Regions from separate parts of the Homo sapiens genome. Here region 2 is linked to region 1. Evidence: read pairs that join two places in POLR2A ChIA-PET (ENCODE). Cell type or tissue: PC-3. All regions are shown on one strand. Links, peaks and the distances in the headings refer to the core of each region. The heading gives the core; the rest is flanking DNA.

The links. ChIA-PET counts read pairs that join two places held together with the same protein. Peaks named below come from ENCODE experiments on the same cell type or tissue, not always from the same donor. Only the 100,000 strongest peaks of a DNase experiment are listed, where the experiment ranks them.
Region 2: POLR2A ChIA-PET joins it to region 1 with 31 read pairs; 2 of 35 experiments call an interaction of 5 or more read pairs at or near these places.

The regions. Positions count from the first base shown.
Region 1 is chr6:3,433,313-3,443,516 of GRCh38, reverse strand. The region is part of intron 1 of SLC22A23 (solute carrier family 22 member 23); the gene reads left to right. Among named protein-coding and RNA genes, the nearest start is that of SLC22A23, 19 kb to the left of the region's middle. In PC-3, for the core only: no CTCF peak of the experiment used is centred there; a DNase peak (open chromatin) is centred at 5,066; H3K27ac peaks cover 1,685 bases.
Region 2 is chr6:3,570,978-3,581,181 of GRCh38, reverse strand. No RefSeq gene overlaps it. Among named protein-coding and RNA genes, the nearest start is that of SLC22A23, 120 kb to the right of the region's middle. RefSeq lists an enhancer at 1,138-2,049. In PC-3, for the core only: no CTCF peak of the experiment used is centred there; no DNase peak of the experiment used is centred there.

The DNA.
Region 1 (10,204 bases), core at 1,129-9,128:
CACCTGCTGGCTACTTGAGCTGAGTGTGGAATTAGCAGGAACATACCTCCTGAGGCTTCTCTTCTAGGAATAATTAAACATGGCCTTAGATATTAGCTCCAGATCACCCAGGGATCTTGGAAGGAGCCGTTGGACAGTCACCAACACAGTGTTGCCAATTGTCACTCCCACCCCTGCCTTCACACAGGGCCAGTCTCCTGCTTTCCAAACATTTCTTCTAGTCAGGGCCAGCTACATAATTCGCAGGTCCCCGTGGAAAATAAAAATGCAGAGTCCCTTGTTGACAAAGTGTGTTGTCACCACTGCAGAGCTAGGCAAGGGTTTCCCCAAGCCTTTCCCAGTCTGTCTTCCTTGTTTCTCAGTAACTTCTCTGCCTCTCCTCCATTGTACTTCATGTCTTTTTCTAGATTTCTTTTGGTAAAAAGCAAAACACACTTTTTGAGGGCCTACTTTTCCCAGGGAACAGCTTTACAGAGCCCTGAGCAATTTTGTTTGGGATGTTTGGTTAGCTCAAGGTGTGCAATGGCATGAAGGAGCCAGGGAGCAGTCTTCCATTTGAAAATGCCGCTCTCTCAAAGTTGAGACAGTTGCTTTACTTATCTGAACAGAGAACCAAAGAGCTGAGTCACAGAGATGTGTGGTTAAGGATGTTAAGTCGTAGGAATGCTAGTTAAGTGTTTATCAGGTGTTTTTTTTTTTTAAATAAAGTGGGGAGGAGGGTCAATCCTTTATGTAATTTAATTCAACTAGCTAACAGTCGTGCTTTATTTCTTAGAATCATTTTAAAAATAGGTGCAAGGGAGATAATGCTGGCTTAAAACAGCCACAAGCATCCCAGTGGTCATATTGTATTATGGACGGGTTATGTACTTAGCATCGTAATTTGCACTATGGAGTGTTTCCTCCCAGATTAGATGAAAAGCTGCCTTTTGCATGTGTTTACAAGATGCTTTACAAATTGGGCGCCCTTGATTGCTATGTGTTGAGGAACTCCACTGTTCTCAGATGGATATACTTTAGCGTCTGCAGTAAGCGGATAGTCTTTGTCCTACTCTTTTTAAAACTTGTCTTTATTTGTAATTGTGGTAAAACTATAAATTATAAAATGTACTATTTTAGCCATTTTTCAGTGTACAGTTCTGTGGCTTTAGGTGCATCCTCATTGTTGTGCAGCTGGCACCATCATCCATCTCCAGAACAATTCCATCTTCCCAAACTGAAACTGTCCCCATGAAACCCCAGCTCCCCATTCCCCTCCTCTGGCAACCCCACGCTACCTTCTGCCTCTTTGAATTTGCTTACTCCGGGTACCTCATATAAATAGAGCATTTGTCCTTTTGTGACTGGCTCATGTCGCTCAGCGTGATGTCTTCAAGGCTCATCCATGTGGTAGCGTGTGTGAGCGTTTCCTGCCTGCCTTAGACTGAGGAATACGCCATTGTGTGCCTGCACCACATTCTGTTTGTTTGTTCACCCATCGGCAGACACTTGGGTCGCCTCTACCCCTTGGCTATGGTGCATGTGCGGCTGGGAACTTGGGTGATGCCCTCCTTCTTGAAGACAGTTCCGGACAATCCCTCCATCCCTCCCGTGCCCTCCCCTTCAGAGGCAGTGCTGCAGCTGCTTGCGTGGTGTCCCTGTCTTCCTCTCAGAACATCTGCCCTGGGCTGGTGTCACAGATGGGTAGAAGATCGTGTCTGCCCTGGAGAAGGGAGCTCCTCATGTAGCCGGAGACGGTTGGGAAATTGAATATCCCTGGCATGCGGCACAGGATGAGCGGGGCAGGGAATGGGAGCTGAGGGTGGGGGGTGAACCGAGCACATCCCAGGAGGGCAGGTGCAGTGCACTGTGAGGTGCCTTGGCCCAAGAACAGGACAAGGTGCAGGGGCGCAGAGGAGTCGCTTCCGTCAGTGGGCAGGGAAGCCCAGGGGGCTGTGGCATCTGAGCTATCCCCAAGGAGGGCTTGGGTTTGAGCAGTTGAAAGGATTGAGAGAGGACCTCTTCTGTGAGGAGCTGATGAAGGTGGGGAAGGGACATGTGCAGAGTGCAGAGAGGACGTGGCCTAGAGGAGGGCATGGGTCCTGACCCTGCAAGGCCCCCCTACAAAGCCATAGAGTCAGCCTTCGGCATAGCTTGATTTTTTTCCCCCAGTAGACAATGAGTCTCCTGAACTTTGTAAGTAAGGAAATGATGGAAGAACGAGATTTTAGGACTTGATGGGAGAGATCCAGGAGAGAAGGGCTCGTGTCCACCCAAAGGGTCTGTCCACAGCCCCTCAAGCCAGCCCCTGAGGCGCTGTACCTCCAGGACACACCCATGTTACTCAATGCCTCTTGAAAACCACCTGAACGAGCCCCCATCACAAAACTGTGGTAGGCCCCATGGTCCTACCTGGGGGCCACAGCCCTCTCCCTCTCGACATGTCTGAGCTCCTGCCAAGCACCTTCTCTGCCCAGTGCCCAGTGCTCCTGCCTCCTACAGGCCCCAGCCCAGCACCATGTGGTCTCTCCACTACAGAGGCTGTCAGGCTTGCCTGATGCCGGACCCCACACAACTGCTCAGGAATTTCAGTTGACCTCCCTGGGTGAGTTTCTAGGGCTGCAGAATACCACAGACGGGCAGCTTCAACTGCAGAGATGTATTTCCTTACAGTTCTGGAGGCTGGAAGTCCAAGACCAAGGTTCAGCAGGATTGGTTTCTCCTGAGGCCTCTCTCCTTGGCTTGTTACATGGCTGTCTTCGTGTCCTCACACAGTCTTCCCTCTGTGTGTGTCTGCGTCCTCATCTCCTCTTCTTTTTTTTTTTTTTTCTGAGACGGAGTCTTGCTCTGTTGCCCAGGCTAGAGTGCAGTGGTGTGATCTCAGCTCACTGCAACCTCCACCTCCTGGGTTCAAACTATTCTCCTGCCTCAGCCTCCCGAGTAGCTGGGATTACAGGCGCCCGCCACCGTGCCCAGCTAATTTTTGTATTTTTTAGTAGAGATGGGGTTTCACCATCTTGGCCAGGCTGGTCTCGAACTCCTGACCTCATGATCCACCTGCCTCGGCCTCCCAAAGTGCTGGGATTACAGGCATGAGCCACCGCACCCGGCCACTCATCTCCTCTTCTTATAGGGACCCCAGTCGAATTGGATCAGGACCCACCCTAATAGCTGCATTTGACCTTACTACCCTCTTTAAAAGCCCACTCTTGAAACACAGTCACATTCTGAGGTCCTGGGGGTTACAGCTTCAACGCTGGAGCTTTGAGGGGACAGTACAGCTCATGACAGCAGAGCTCCAGCATGGACCCTGAGCAGGGCAGCTCTGATCTGTATCTGCACCCGGGATAGTTCCCTGAAGCCCTAGGCCTGTGCATTCCCCAACCTGCTGGACTGGCCCTCTCTTGTGGTACCTGATCTTATCTGTGCCTTTTCCCTAAATCCCAGTGTTTTGGTCCTTGGACCCTAGCTGAGTGGCTCTTTATCACTCCCTTGCTTCAAATCCTCCGTGGCTCTCCATGACCTTTAAGGTGAAGTTGGGCCTGGGTGGTAGGTTTCACGGTCTCTGCCTGCCTCTCCTGCCTCCATCCCCATCATCCCCACAGGGACCCCAGAGCTCCACCCACCGATTTGTTTATTTCCCAAACAATGCTGTGTTCCCCCATGCTCTTCTTTCAGCCCAGAGTCCACCCCTCCATCCTGTTGCCTCCTTCAGACCTTCTTGGCTCCCTCTTCCTCCCTTCCCGTTTCCCACCCCTGCTGTCCTGGCCTGAATATATATCCTCAGCCCCTGGGCCTAGCAGGTACTCTGTAAACACTTCCTGCATGGTGCCAGTAAGGAGGTGGCGAAAGGGTTTTGCTCTCATTTGAGTGAGGTTGGATGGCTTAATTCTAAGATGACAAGAATAAAAGAGGACAGATTCGTAAGTTGGCTCAAACCTAAAGTCACATTTCAGTGAGCTATTGAAGATTAAGAAGAGTTATGTAGCTTATCTGAAATGGCAACTAATCAAACTTGGGTGGATCATACTGGGCTCTGGAGTTGATTATGTCTTTAAACCACTGCTGTTCAGAACTTTAGGTAGGTCACAGAGCCTTTTCTTCACGTGGAACGGGCCCATCTTCGTCCAGGGCCGCAGTGGCTCCGGTGCACTTAGAGTCACCCTGGGGAACTTTCAGAAATGCCTGTAGGACCCCAGCATCCATCGTTTAAAAGAAGTTCTCTGGACACTTTCCACGGGGTATGATTTTGCTCCCAGAGAACATTCGGCAATGTCTGGAGACATTTTTGTCGTTGTTGTCACACCTTTGGGGGCATGGGGGGAGGGTGCTACTGGCGCCTGGTGGGTAGAGGCAGGGGTACTGCTAAACATCCTACAGGGCACAGGACTGTCCACACCACAAGGGATGATCCGGCCCCAGATCCGGCCCCAAATACGGCAAGTTTGAGAAACCCCGGTCAGATCCGGCCCCAAATACGGCAAGTTTGAGAAACCCCGGTCTAGACTAATAAAAACACTCATTGTATTTCCTGACCACACCCAACAGATGGCCAAGCCTGTGGGGTGGGACAGTGGGACCTCTGCTCTTTAACCCACAGTACGGGACACATGGGTGTTCAGGCTGAGGGTGTTTCATCCTGCTGGGAATTCCCACAAGGCAGCCACGGTTCCCTGCCCTCTGTGAAGAAAGGGTTTGCTGAGCTCGTTATGGAATAAACAAAGCTCAGCAGGCAGCAGGCACGTTTAGCCCACCTAGGAAAGCATGTTTGGGAAAAGGGCCATAGTATATTTATACAGGAATGAATGTTGCTAATGACCAAGTCACTCCTTGAAGTAGGTCCTTTGAACCTCTACTTAGAATAACGGTTAATTACTAGAAAAGGAAACGTTTGTTTGGAAGTAAAAGGTACTTATTTTCAAAATGTCTCTAATTCAAACTAGCCTTTTCCATAATTAATTCCTATTACGGTGGTTTTATAGTGTTGTCAGCAGCAGGAAACTGGAGCTCTCCCGTGGGACACAGACACCAAGCGCTGGAGGCCGGAGCTGAACGTAAGCACTGTTTACGTTTGCTGAGTAATAGATCAGGCTGGTTCCCGCCAGGGGCCCAGGCAGCAAGCCTGATGGATCATCTAGTCCCAGTGAAACATCTGCTACCTGTGCCAAGGCAGGCACCTCGTGGCTTTGCCGGCTCCGAAAGTGAGTGTGCTAGGTATTAGCTGGACTGCTGGCCGGGGCCCCCTTGGGTATCCAGAGTGACCCCTTCCCCAGCAGGATGGGTCCTGCTTACATGATCGCAGCACTGTCTGCCTTGTCTCACTCTCTTGGCCCTGGACTTGGTAGCGTTGTCTTCCTTTTGGAGTGTTCTTGATGTTCTTGGTGCCTCTAGCACACGGCTGTCAATGGTGGTGGCAGGGGAGACTTAGCTGGGTGTCCTGGCAGGGGCCCATGTCTGACTCTCAGAGCTACTTTCAAGCAGGCAACAAAGATGTTCGATTGGAGCCCATCTGGCTAGAGGGAGTGAAATGCAAGAAGGTGATGGGTTCCCACAGGAGCCTGTCTGGGGCTTACCGGTTTCTGGAATTCTATTTTCTGGAGTCATCAAAATCTTCACGAAAAAATTAGCTGGGTGTGGTGGCACATGCCTGTAGTCCCAGCTACTTGGGAGGCTGAGGCAGGAGAATCATTTGAACCTGGGAGGCAGAGGTTGCAGTGAGCCAAGATGGTGCCACTGCATTCCAGCCTGGGCAACAAGAGCAAAACTCTGTCTCAAAAAAAAAAAAAAAAAAATCTAGTAAGTTCCAGAGTGGGTTTTTAAAATTATTATTATTTATTTATTTATTTTTTGAGACGGAGTCTCGCTCTGTCACCCAGGCTGGAGTGCAGTGGCACGATCTCAGCTCTCTGCAAGCTCCGCCTCCTGGGTTCACGCCATTCTCCTGCCTCAGCCTCCCGAGTACCTGGGACTACAGGCGCCTGCCACCACACCTGACTAATTTTTTTTTAATTTTTTTTTGTTTTTAGTAGAGACGGGGTTTCACTGTGTTAGCCAGGGTGGTCTCCATCTCGTGACCTCATGATCCGCCCACCTCGGCCTCCCAAAGTGCTGGGATTACAGGCGTGAGCCACCGCGCCTGGCCTATTATTTCATTTTAAAAGAAGACTTATTTGTAATATTTTTCTGGGAAGTCCCATAAGAAACAACTTGTCAAAAGTGGATATTGTCAAGACTATGAGGGAATTTTGATGTGTGTGGTTTTGTTTTGTTTTGGGGTTTTTTTTTGGTTTTATGTGTTTGCTGATAATGTGGTTTAAGTATAAGCAAATGGTTTCACTGTTTAATTCATTTCTCGTTTGCCTTCTTGTTGTTCATCGTTTATAACTATAGTTCTTTTGGGGCAGAGTCTTAGATAAGTGACCAATGGGAGGGTGGTGAGGAAAGCCAACGGCAACTTTGATGATGAATCTCATTTTTAACAGCAGTTTTTGCGAAGCTGAAATGACCTTTGACAGCAGAAGGTTACCAGGCAATTTACAGACTGAGGATGTATGGATCATCTTACTGAAAAGAAGTTTTTAAGTCTTCAGAAGGCATTTTCTCCTTGAGTACGGGGAAGCAACGACACACAGCAGCCTTTCTTTTGCGATCTGTTTGAATCTATATAGCAAACACAGTGGTCTAGTCTTATAGTTCAAAATTATGTGGGGAAAATACTGCACCAGGCATGTCCTGAGCAGTGTGTTAACATTCAGATGTTTATTGAGCTGATACTTTGTGCACAGCACTGTGCTGGGAGCTGCAGGAGACAGGGAGGATGGATCTGTGAGTGTGCTTGGAGAACAGGTGGTCCCAGGAGACAGAGGCGGGGCCAAAATAGCCTGGCAGAGCGGTGCACGGTGCATGGAGATAGGGAAGAGAGAGTTGGGAATCCCTGGGATGTGCGCCCTGTAACGGGAAGGAGCGGGAGAAGACACTTATTTCAGTTAGGAGGAGAGAATGGCACAAGACTGCGAAGAGTTTGAAAGCTTGAGGGGTCAGTCAGGATGCTGCAAGTAGCAGAAAACCCTGCATCAAACTTGCTTTAAAAAAATACAGAAGGGCCCGGGCACAGTGGCTTACGCCTGTAATCCCAGCACTTTGGGAGGCCAAGGTGGGCGGGTCACCTGAGGTCAGGAGTTTGAGACCAGCCTGACCAACATAGTGAAACACCATCTCTACTAAGAATACAAAAAATAGCTGGACGTGGTGGCGGGCACCTGTAATCCCAGCTACCCGGGAGGCTGAGGCAGGAGAATCGAACCTGGGAGGCAAAGATTGCAGTGAGCCGATATCACACCATTGCACTCCAGATTGAGACTCCGTCTCAAAAAAAAAAAGTATAGATGACATTTCTGGAAGTCCAGAGACAGGACGGGCTGCAATCTCCAGTTCTTTCTAGTTCTCTTCTAGGTCATCCTCTGCCCTGGCTTCATTCTCACGCTGTATTAGCTTGCTGGGCTGTGTAACAAATACCACAGAAATGTATTCTGTTACAGGTTTGGAAGTTGGAGGTCCTAGATCCAGGTGTGGGCAGGGTCAGTTTCTCCTGAGTTCTCTCTCCTTGGCTTGCAGATGGCGTCTTCTCCCTCTGTCCCCACGTGGTCCTCCCTCTGTGTGTGTCTGTGTCCTCATCTCTCCTTGTAAGGACACCAGTCACCTTGGATTAGGGCCCGCCCTAGAGACCTTACTTTAACTTTAATCATCTCTGTAAAAACCCTATTTCCAAACAGGGTCACATTTTGAGGTTCTGGGGTTTGGATTCCAGCATATCTTGTTAGGGGCAGGGTGGACACACTTCAACCTGCCCAGGGTCCCTTCAGGGAGAAGGGAGGCAGTCGCATCTCTGGAGCATGGGCTGAGTGTGTTCTCATGTCACTTCTGCAGTAAGTGGGCTTTCCGTCCAGTCTGTCTGTTGTAAATCAGATGTGCAAGTGAGGGCAGCTGCCAGAACTTCCATAGGAGTTGGCTGCCGTGTTCACAATCCAGGTGGTGACAGAAGGCTGCAGGTACTAGAGGGAAGGGCAGGTCCCACCACTGCAGGAGAGGTAGCTGGGAACAGGGGTGGGAGTGTGGGTCCCCATCATAGGGGAGGAGGAGGGAAAGGAAAGGGGGAAAAGGGAGACGGAGAGGGGAAGGGGAGCAGGGATGGTGGAAGAGAGGGGAAGTGGGGAGAAACAGGAGGAAGAGATGAGGAAGGGAGAGGGAAGGGAGGGGAGGAAGAGTTCATTGCTGCAGGTTGGCTGGGCTGAGTGTTTTACAGATGCCGTGGCTGAATCCTGACAGCCCCCTGAGAAGTTGGCTTCTCTGTGGCTTATAGCTAAGCTAAGCCACCTGCTGGAGCTGAGATTTGGACCCCAGCAGCCTGAATCCCAGCCCCTGCACACTGCCCCTCTGGGTAGGGGACTTCCAGCATGGGTCCTTCACTCCCAGCAGCCGCTTCCAGCACCCTTGTTGCCTGGGTTCTCCGCCCAGGTTTCTATGGAGCAGTGTGGATGGGTTGGGGCTGTTTTTCTTGCCTTTGATATAGTGACAGTCAGACTCCTGTTTGGAACTGACAGGCAGCCCATAAGCACACCTGCTAAGAACCTCAGGCCTTGACATAGCATCTGTGGGAAACTTTCACATCTCTTTTCTGAGTTCTTGGCCTAGAGATCTATTTCCTAAGCACAAGGGAGGATACGATCAAATGCCCCCTCTCCTGGAGGTTGATCCAGGCATTGCGGTTATTCCGTTGGTGGATTGGCCACACCCCTCGCGTCTCCTCCGTTCTGCTGCCTGACCTTGTGCTGTTGGAGGAACAAAAAATTGATGCTCCTCGCAATCCATCAGATATTTCTGCCCTGTCTTTGGACCCATTTTAAATAATTTCACAGATTTTTTTTTTTTTGAGATGGAGTCTTGCTCTGTTGCCCAGGCTGGAGTGCAGTGGCGCGATCTCTGCTTGCTGCAACCTCCACCTCCCAGATTCAAGCGATTCTCCTGCCTCAGCCTCCTGAGTAGCTGGGACTACAGGCGGGTACCACCATGCCCCGCTTATTTTTGTATTTTTAGTAGATATGGGATTTCACCATGTTGGCCAGGCTGGTCTCGATCTCCTGACCTTGTGATCCACCCGCCCTCCCAAAGTGCTAGGATTGCAGGCATAAGCCACCGCACCCAGCTCTTTATTTATTTATTTATTTATTTACAGAGTTTCGCTCTGTCGCCCAGGGTGGAGTACAGTGGCGTGATCTCAGCTCACTGCAATCTCCGCATCCCGGGTTCAAGTGATTCTCCTGCCTCAGCCTCCCAGGTAGCTGGGATTACAGGCATGCACCACCACACCTGGCTAATTTTGTATTTTTAGTAGAGATGGGGTTTCACCATGTTGGTCAGGCTGGTCTCGAACTCCTGACCCCAGGTGATCCATCGCCTCGGCCTCCCAAAGTGCTGGGATTACAGGGGTGAGCCACTGTACCCAGCTTTCACAGATTTTTTAAAGTGGAGGCATAATGACCACATAGTAAAATGGACAGATGTTAAGTGTATAGCTTAGTAGGTTTTGACTTGTATATATGCCCATCAACCACCCCCTAAATTAAGGTATTTCCTTCACCCTAGTGAATTCTCCAGTCAGCCCACCCCTTAGGCAACCGCTGCGTTAATATCTATCCCCATAGCATGGTTTTGCCTATTCTGGAAGGTTATATGAAGGAGGCCTGTGGTCCGCCGTGTCAGTCTCATCCCTGGATTCCTGAATGGTACTGTGCACATTGATAGTTGTTCCTGTTTGTTGCTGAGCCATATTCCACTGCATGGGTAGACAACACTGTGTTTCTCTCTCCATTGGTGATGGACGCAGGGTTGTTTCCAGCCTGTGGTGATTATGCTTAGACTGCTGTGCCCATTATAAGCTGAACATTGTCAATCCTTTCCACTCCTGGCTACCCCTCTGTTCTAATATTTAAAAGTTGATTGGCAGAATCAGGGCAGCCATTGAAAAGTCTTGACTTATTTATAAGCTAGGCAAGTTTCCTCTTTTTCTTTTCAAAATTTTTGGGGTAGGAAGCAGGAGTGATGGGAGGAGTGTGGGGAGGGGGTTACCATTTGTTAGGGGCAGGGATCCCTGGCCCTAGAGAGTTGTGGCCCCTGTGTGGCCCTACAGCTTCTGGGACTCACTCCCTAGGGCTGATAAGGAGGCCGT
Region 2 (10,204 bases), core at 1,337-9,336, 140 kb before region 1:
TCACCAGTAATCTAAGAAATACCAGCTTGGAAATTGACTAGGATTATAATGTTCAATGTTCTCTGTGGGCGAGGCACTCCAGGCATCTGCTAATGACAGCATGAACTAAAGGCTCTTGTTAATATGCGTCAATGATCTTTGCAAAGGTTCACGTCACTTGACATAGCATTTCCAAGAATTAGCCTAAAAAATATCTAGGAAAATATTTAAAGATACATACATGGATTTTTATCAAAACATTGTTTAAAATAGCAATAAACTTGAGGCAGTTGGTTAAATAAATTATGTTATCCACTAAAAATAATGCTATGGTTTTCTACCTACGGATGTGGAAAGGTCACGTGAAACATTGCTGAGTGGAAAAGCTACTTGATTTCTTAAACAAGGAACATGTAGTCTTTGCATCAGAAAGAAATTTTTTAAGTACAATAAAACTCCAGCTTTAGAAATCTTAACTTGCATGAATACTGTGTGGATATTTTCTTTGCGTGTTTTTGTGTTTTCCAGGCTTGATTCTTTAAACATACATTATTTCTTTTTATTGAAATGAAATTACATACAGTGGGACACACAGCTCTAAGTGTACAATTCAGTGAGTTTTTACAAATGTCTACACCCGGGTGAGCCACATGGCAATGAAGTTCCCTTGTGTCTCCTTCCAATCAATCCTCTCCCCATAGGCAACCCCTGTTGTGACTCACAGCATATATTATTTTTGTAATTTAATAAATGCTTAAAATTTAAATATAAGAAAATCCTCACAGGAGAACTTGTAACCAACATACGATAATTACAACAAACTTCAGATTGAGAAAATTTGGCATGAAAAATACTGTTAGTGTAGAATGGCAGACTTTTAAAAATGAGATATCTGTTATATTTTTTAAAGGATTTGCACTCTCATTATCCTTCATCAAACCCTTCTAATTTTTCTGCTGTCATAATGAAATATGTTTTCCATACAACATTATACACGTATATACCATTTAAAGATAGAATTCCAGGAAAGAGCCGATTTAAAGCCAGGCATTCACCTGGAAAAGTTAATTTCTTCCTCCTCATTTAAGAATGCCTCTTTTTGTGTGAGTAGGGGAGGGAGGCTCGTGAATGCCCAAAGACTTTGAATGAATGTTATTAGCAAAAATACACAAAGCTTCTGCCATCAGGGATCTCACAGCCCGGTTAAGGAGATAAGACTAAAGAAATTCGTGTGTAGCACAAGATAGCACATTATGTGAGACCCAGGTTAGGAAGAGAGTCAAGAGCCCTATTCTGCCCAACAGTTGTAAGGATTACAGAAACAGGAGGCTGTGAAAGCCTTTGTAAATCGCCTGCTGCTACCTGACACGTGTCCATTGTGGTTCTCACGGGGTCTGATGGAGAAGCCAAGGTGTTCATCGCTCAGTCTGATAAGTCTTGACCCTACCCCGCATCCTGACGGCCTGTATGCTCTGAAGGAGCACAATTTCATGAGGGGTAGAGAGGGACAAGAGAAGGAACATGAGGCCGGCGTGATCCGCCCAATCACAGAAGCCCAGTGCGGCCCGGAGTGAGGGGAAAGGCAGGCCAAGGAGGCAGCCCAGTGACCAAGGCCCCAAGGTGATATCCGTGTCCTGCTGTGAAGGGAAAAGAGCAGCCTGGTCTGAGAGTGCTGGGGACACGTCTTCTAGCATCTCCAGCAATAAGGATGGGGAGGAGGACAGCTCGACATGTCAAGCCTTGAGCTCACGGGCTGCCAGGGGCAACCATCATCTAAGCAAACTGTGGTCCTGCCGAGGGTGGGCAGGGCTTCTGTCACTCACAGGGATCGGGCAGGCAAGCCCCCTCCAAACCACTAATCTCCACACCCTGGCCAGCATCCTTCCCTTGGGGCTGAGGAGCCCAGGAAAAGTGGTGCTGTGTCCACCCCGACCAAGCAAAGCATCAGAACCCTGTGGGTTTTAATCCTTGGGAGCATTTTAACCCAGAGGCTTCCTGCTTGTGTAAACTTGTAAGGCCTGACACATTTATGCAGAATTTCTCCTGGTGTGAGAGAAGCAACCCACTCTTTCCAGGTGGCTTAGTATTAAACCTCAATGTGTTTTCCCCAGAACCCTCTTCCTGCAGTTTGCTTACATCTGAGTAGTGGAGGAACTTTTTATTCTTGTCCCCTCCAGACTTTCCCCAGAGAGCGTTCTTCCGTGGGCCCCATTCACCCAATTTTCAATACCCAGGCACACATTAGGACCTCTCAGAGCCTGCGCAATCTTCTAATAAATTTTGACCCTGTAAAAGTGCATGGCAAAAGAAGGTTTCTGCCCTGAAGGCCCTATGGGTGCTGCTATAGTCACGATTTTTGCAGCATGGGTCCCTTTAAAGCAAGCCCGGAGAAACCAAGCTGAGCACCAGAGCGAGCTCCCCGGCAGCAGCATGTCCACCCTCTGCAGACTCCTGCTCAAGTGCTTCCACAGCCCCCACATTCCTCAGTGAGGGAGGACACACACAAACCTCACTCCCAGGGAACGTGTGTGCTGGAGGCAAGAGCTCTCCTAGCGATGTCCTGACGTCTTGGTGTAGACTCGGTCCCCCAAAGCCCATCTGTCCTTCTAACGGCTCAGGTCACTGAGTCTCAGGCTGGGAGCAAAGGGGCGCTTCCAACGTGAGGCCCAGAGAGGCTTAAGTCGGGTAGGACCACCATCTGGATTGTCATATTTGCTGGTTGTCGATTCAGGATGGGAGAGGACCAAGAAGAGAACACAGGCGGGAGCTGGGAGGGTCGACGGCTCTCGGCCTCTGCTTCTTTCTATAACCCAGGAAGGTGGGCTGTTTCTAATGAGATAAAAAATACATCTATCGGCCAGGTGTGGTGACTCACGCCTTTAATCCCAGCACTTTGGGAGGCCGAGGCGGGTGGATCACGAGGTCAGGAGATCGATACCATCCTGGCTAACACGGTGAAACCCCGTCTCTAATAAAAACACAAAAAATTAGCCGGGCGTGGTGTCACGCGCCTGTAGTCCCAGCTACTCGGGAGGCTGAGGCAGGAGAATGGCGTGAACTCGGGAGGCGGAGCTTGCAGTGAGTCGAGATCGCGCCACTGCACCCCAACCTGGGCGACAGAGCAAGACTCCGTCTCAAAAAAAAAAAAAAAAAAAAAGCAACAAAAAACATCTATCCAGCTCTGACTGACTGTGTAACAAGCACATTGCTGAGCTCATTTCCATTTTTGTAAAATAAGAATGATAATACATACTTTGAAGGGTGGTTGTGAGAGAAAGAAAGTCTAATTTCTTTCTATTGCCTACTTCATTTCTCTTTTTCCCCTGATGGTCCCTTAATCTTATAACACAAAGAGCCTTTGAGCCTCTTACCTAGCTTAGGCCTTGGTTTCTACACAGCCAATTCTGACACCACTTCCCCCTCATCCTGTCCCCAAGGCCAAATAAGAGACGTTTGTCGAGAGGCTTCTGTTCAGTTCTGAGATCTGCATCTGTCAACTTGCTTTTGCAGATGCGTCTCCACTGTGGTCACGCTTTCAGGAGCAAGTTGAAGGTCTGAGGCCTTCAGCAGTCCTGTTTTTTCAGGGCATACGGGAGGAGATAGCCCTGCAGCCCCATCCCGCACTGAGCCCTCAGGCCCTGCAGGGGAGGGAGCTGGCTGTGGGGGCACGTTCCTCACTGTTGGCTAGAGTCAGGGATTTTCATTATGCCAGTATCTTCCAGCTAGACGGACTGTTTCATTAGAAGCATTAAAGCCATTTGATCTATTTATGATCATAGATTAGCTGTTGTAACAAAAATTACACAAGTATACTTTATTTTAAAGAAACTCAAAATAGAAAAAGCTGAATTTATAATAACCCCCATGATGCAATTTCTCATATTATTGGGAATTCTTCACCATAGAATTCCTCCATCAATACCTTTAAATCCAACAGAAGGATTGAGAGAGGAAGAACCTCATTTAGTTGGGTGGGCTTTAAACTGGACTCCCTGGAGCCATGGGGATTTTCTATAGACATGCCCCGGGGGACACCGCACTGAGCCCCGACACTTACAGCAATGGAAAACCAAACAACGAAAACCGAAAGCCAGCAACTCCACTGTCTGTTCTCTGTACCAGGCTTCGTGGATAAGGTTTGGTTTGAAGAACAGATTCTATGACTGAAATATTTTCAAAAACCGTGGACCCGGTCTAACAGCATTTGTTAAACAAATGAGGACCCCGAAGAACAGAGAAGGGAAGAGGTTTGCTCCAGAGTCAGATGTCGAATTTGCCTGCCCTGATCTCAGCCTAGTGTCTGCTAAATTTTCCAAATGCTGTCTTTTTGTGAGGGTTGGGGAAAATAAAAAGGGAGGAACAAAATTAAGCAGATGTGTATATTTTAAAACATCAGTAACTATCTGGAGATCCATCATAAATGAAGAGAGAGGATCACTAAATATGCTACATAATTTCACGAACATTGCTTGGGAATAGCAATGGAAAGCTCTGAAAGTCTGAAGAGATTATTTTAAAGGGATAAATGTAAAGTTTTTAAGTATATACAATGAAGTACAGAGGTCCTTATAGCACATACTAATTTTTTTTTTTTGAGATGGAGTTTCGCTCTTGTCACCAAGGCTGGAGTGCAATGGTGCAATCCTGGGTCACGGCAACCTCCGCCTCCAGGTTCAAGTGATTCTTCTGCCTCAGCCTCCCGAGTAGCTGGGATTACAGGCGCCTGCCACCATGCTGGGCTAATTTTTGCATTTTTAGTAGAGACAGGGTTTCACCATGTTGGCCAGGCTGGTCTCGAACTCCTGACCTCAGGTAATCTTCCCGCCTCAGCCCCCCAAAGTGCTGGGATTACAGGCATAAGCCTGTAATTAATTGATGAGAATTCATTAAAATTTAGATCAATCACTGATGGACAGAAACTCTAAAGATTTTCAGAGTAACTTTTTTCTCTTAAACACATCAACCTTTTCCCCTTTCCATTGTTTGCTTATCATTTGCCTAACAGACTGCTTTTACACTTAATAGTCTAAAGGTAAATGTCAAACTATCTCCTGGCCAAATTATCAGGACGTTAGAATTTGTGGAAATTTACTCTATGCACATCTGCTACGGGGAACAGGGAGCAACCATTTTTTGTGTGGCGCCCTTATCTATAGAAACAATGTAAGTCACTCAACATTAGTCCATCAGCATCATTCTGGCTGCCCAAGTTTATGTGATCCCGTAAAGGAAGTACTGTCCCAGGCAGTGACAGTGGTCTGCGTGCCAGGTGCCCCCTACGGGATGACCTTGTTAGGCAAGGCCCTAGCTCCAGGCCATCTGGTCGACCCCACCTGCAGAGAGTGGATTGGAGACTATCCCAGAAGGGAGAGATGACGGCGGGGACATTAGGACAAGGCTCAGGGAGCTATGACTTGAGAACACTACAGTTCCAGCCACCAGAGACAGGGAAGAGGCAGAATCCCCCTTGCCTGGATCAAAGAGTGGTACTGACTCTGCAAGTCAAAGCAGCAAAAGAAATGGAAATAGAAAAATTCTATATGCTAGCAACTTTTCAGCCATATCTCTCTGAGCAGTAATTAAACTTGGAGTTGAATATCAAAAGAGAAAGGGTGCTATTGCTGTCCAACTGCATTTTGAGTGTCTTCGCGGCAAACCACTTGCATTTCCTGTTTCATGCATCACTGTGATGTTTCTAAAGAATTCCCTATGCCTTTGGACCGAGGATGATTATTCTAATGTAGGTAGGGCGCCAACTGGCTCTATGGAGTTTTCAGTCTCCACAGGGATTTTTTGAAAGCATATCTTTCAAGTTAAACACAGCAGGGAGCCAAGCTACAAGGGTCCATTTTTCCACCTGTGGTCACATTAAGGACCGCAGTAATTGGAACTTGACAAGAGCTCCTGGTTTCCACAGAACTAGGGGTAGGCACGTACATTGGCAACACTGTGTGTAAAGCTGTCCTCTCCTCTGTGTTCACCACACTGGAGTCTGTGGGGGCTGCAGCTGGTTGTGAATAATCCAAGACAAGGAATTGGCTGTGCTGCCCAGCACAAAAGGCTCACGACAAAACCTTGGTGGCCAAACTCTGAATTACTCCACGTGAGGCAAGATCCCCATCCTCATGGTGCCAGGGAGAGCAGCCCTTCCTGGGGGCTAATCCCTGTAGGTAGAGACCCTGCTGAGCTGGCCTGGCAGACCCCAGCAGGAGCCAGGGCCTGGGGGATCTGCACGTATTTCAACATCAAATGCACAAAGCGATTCCTTTCACAAATCAAACACTGGCTGCTGTGTCATCCTTCTTCAGGACAGGTTAAGATTCATCTAAGATTCCGAGGCAGTGAGGTGGGAGGGACACTGCCCATCAGGTGTTGGCTTTTTGTTTCATATCTCCCTCAGGTAATCCCTCCTTCACATTTGTCTTGTGCCACGCTGGAGACAGAGCATTTCTGTTTGCTGCCCTTGTCCCCAGTCCCTATCTGGCCTTGCTGACTACAAGAGGTTGGTTACCAGTGAGTCTGCTCCAGCCAGACTAGAGCAAACCCAGCAAGTGCAGAGCCCACTCTGCCCTCATGGAGATCAGTATCATCCAAGTCATCCCAGACAGCATCCAGAATCAGTCCCGGAGCAGGGCTCAGGTCGCCTCTAAAAAGACAGGCTGGCCGGGCGCGGTGGCTCACGCCTGTAATCGCAGCACTTTGGGAGGCCAAGGTGGCGGATCACGAGGTCAGGAGATCGAGACCATCCTGGCTAACACAGTGAAACCCCGTCTCCAATAAAAATACAAAAAATTAGCCGGGCGTGGTGGCGGGCACCTGTAGTCCCAGCTACTCAGGAGGCTGAGGCAGGAGAATGGCATGAACCCAGGAGGTGGAGCTTGCAGTGAGCCGAGATTGCACCACTGCAGGCTAGCCTGGCAACAGAGCAAGACTCTGTCTCAAAAAACAACAACAACAAAAAAAAAAAACAACAAAAAAAGACATGTTTCTAAATCCCATTCAATATGAGCAGCTGATGTGTTTAAGCAAAGCCTACCAAGAAAATAGGAGAATATCCAGATGTTTCCATGAGCAGGAGTCTTCATTCTGACACCATTTCCAGAGAGTTACCGCTTGCAGATCAGAACCAAAAATCCCTAGAGAGGAAAGCCTCTCCCCTTCTCATTTCAGATTCCACACAGCACACCTCGTCACCTCCTTCACACCCTGGCTCAGAGCTTTCCTCCTAGTGAGGCCTGTTCTAAGCACCCCATATAAAAGTGCCCCCCCCCACTCTCACCCACACGCCCACACATGCACCCATAAACACACACACATGCAGGAAACACACCCACATGCTCATCCAACATAATCCCAACACACGTACACACTCATACACACACACTTGCACACATATACACACTCACACAACACTCATACCACAGCCTTTCCAATCCCTCTTCTCTGTTCTACTTTTTCCCTTTTTTTAGCATTTCTGACCTGAAAAACTTCCTTATTTATTAAGTGTGTTGTTGATCACCTCACTCCTCACTGCTGAAATGAGGCTGACAGGAGTCCACGTTCTGTTCACTGATGTATGAGTGCCCAGAACTATGCCTGCCACGTGGAAGATGCTTCACCCATATTTGCGCAGTGACCTTCAGACAGAAAGAAACATGCAATTAGATTGTGATGGGTTTTCAATTAGTGAAGACATCTTACTACTAGATGATTTAAAAATAAAATACTAAAATATTTGCACAGGTTCACACTTCAGTTACCTTATTTAATACACTATTTATTCAGCAGCCTTCTCCTATGGGCTCTATTTAGGCTGCAAAGAAAAAGAGGGAGTGGAGAAAGGGAGGGTGACTGAGTTAGGGAGGATATAGGAAATCAAGAAGAGAGATCCCCCTTTATGTGAATCAGGAGGCTAAGACTGCCCTGTAGGGGCCAATTCTAATTTTGCAGAGCTGAGATCTCTTCCCCAGCCATTGCTGACCTGAAAATCCCTCACTGGGTTCTGGAGTTGCTGTGTATCATGCATTACTTGGTCTATAAAAGTGACCTCTCTGGGGCAGGATATTTCACAAAATTTGGGGGATTCAAATGTATTCGCAGTGACAGCTGCCTTTGACAAGGATCACTGGTCAGTAATAACTTCCTCGGATGTAGCATGACTGCGGGTGTAACGGGGATAGTCCTCAAAAGCCTGTCATCAAAAGAGACTCTCCCCGTCTTCCTAAAGGGGAAAACCAACGCCAACTTCAATTTGTTAAAACCAAAACAAACAAAAATGTCTTTAGGGCCCCAGTGCTGTCACACCACGCCTTTTCTCCTGGGTTAACTACTCAAGGGAAGGAGTGAAGAGGAGGCCATGAGACAGTGAGACAAATCCAGTTTTTAGAAACTGAGGCTTGCCCTAATGCTATCACTAAAACGGCTGTGTGTCTTTGGGAAAGGCATGCAACTTCTCTGATTTTCTCACCTCTAAAATGAGGGACTTGTGGGCAACATGGCGAGACCCCATCTCTACAGAAAATACAAAAATTAGCCGGGTGTGGTGGCACGTACACCTGTAGTCCCAGCTACTCGGGAGCTGAAGTGGGAGGATCACTTGAGCCATGATCACGCCACTGCACTCCAGCCTGGGCGACAGAGCGAGACTCTATCTCAAAAAACTACAAAATAAATGAGGGGCTTGGAAGTAATCCAAGAGCTTTGCTTCTCCCTGGAGCCAGTTTCTCAACCTCTGTTTCCTCAACTGTAAAATGGAAACAGAATTCCTTCCTCAAGTAGCACAACGCCAGCACACAGTAAGCACGTGGCTGGCTGTGGCTCCCTCTCCCTTTCCCTCGTTCTGCCAGTGCTGTGGGGGGTGTTAGTGTCATTGATTCCTGTTTCTCCCCAGTGCCTGTTGAGGGGTGCGGCGGGAGGTCCTAATGGAAGCTCTGTAGGGCACAGAGGAGTACTGAGGTGACCCCATGTATAAGGCTTCGGCCTTTGCACTCATTGCCAAAGGGTGGAGTTGGAAAGAAATGCTGCTGGGCAGCTATTCATCATCGCAGCCATCCTTCGTGGGCTCCTTCTCAACCCCAGCTATGCTAGAATGTGTCTCATCAAAGCCCCACAACAACCGTATGGGGCAGATGCAGTTGTCCTATTCTGCAGGCCCAGAAGGGCTGAGTAAACCGGAGGTCATGGAGACAGGATTCCGAGCAAGGCTCATTTCCCCCAGAGCCCGCATTCTTTCTCTGGCCCTTCTAGCTATGCAGTAAAAGTGGCTCTGGCTTTAGGCTGAGGAGAAGAGCCTCCTCTCCCAAGAGGCTCTGACCTCCACCGCGAACATCCAAATGATGTCTTAGCCAGGTCTTTTGCCAGCTGCTCAAAGGTGCCCTGTGGCCCAGGGTGGGCCATGCTAGGCATGACCAGCTCCAACTGTAGGTCACAGAGGCTGTGGCCAGCTTTCTCCTCTGCACTGGCGGCCACTGCCCGCATCTCAAACACCTGAGCAGCAGCAACACCATCTCCACTTTGGAACTTGTTAAAGATGCAAATTCCCAGCCTTGCTCCAGCCCTACTGAATCAGATTCTCTCACTAGCCCTCCAGGGAATTCTTGCACACGCTCAAGTTTGAGAGCCACTGATGTCTGACCCCATGCCCTGGATTACCGTAGCTCTAGGCTGTTGGAGCAGGAGAATCGAGCTCAGTCTTCTCACAGCCTATGGAGGTGCTGACTCCCTGTTTGGTGGAGAGCGATGGGCATGTGTGTGTGGGTGGAGGGGGAGATAAGGAGAAGGTTCTATTTCCAGCAAGAACAAGATGTTTCTTCCACCAGAATTAGCACAAGACAGCCCGAGCCCAGCCAAGGTAAGCCAAAAAGTCCCCAGGGGAGGTTCAAACCCAGGGAGTTCATGGGCAGACACCAAGTGCTGCAGACCAGAGAGGGGTCAAAGGGAGAGCCACGGGCCAAGGAGCAAAGAGCCGTGACACCCAGCAAGGTGGCAAGCACAGCCACAGACAGATCTGGGCCACCTGCTGCCCAGGAGGTGGCCGCAGGGTACACAGCATATCCATCGGCTTGGTGGAGCCGAGCCAGGGCAGGCAGGACACCTGCCTAGGCACATCAAGAAAAGGGTGGCTGCATCTGCCCCTCTGTCATTCATCTACTACAGAGAAAAACAAGGCAGTCCTTCCTGGTCCTAGGGTGGCTATATAGCTGGGAATGGGCAGGGCTGCTTGGGG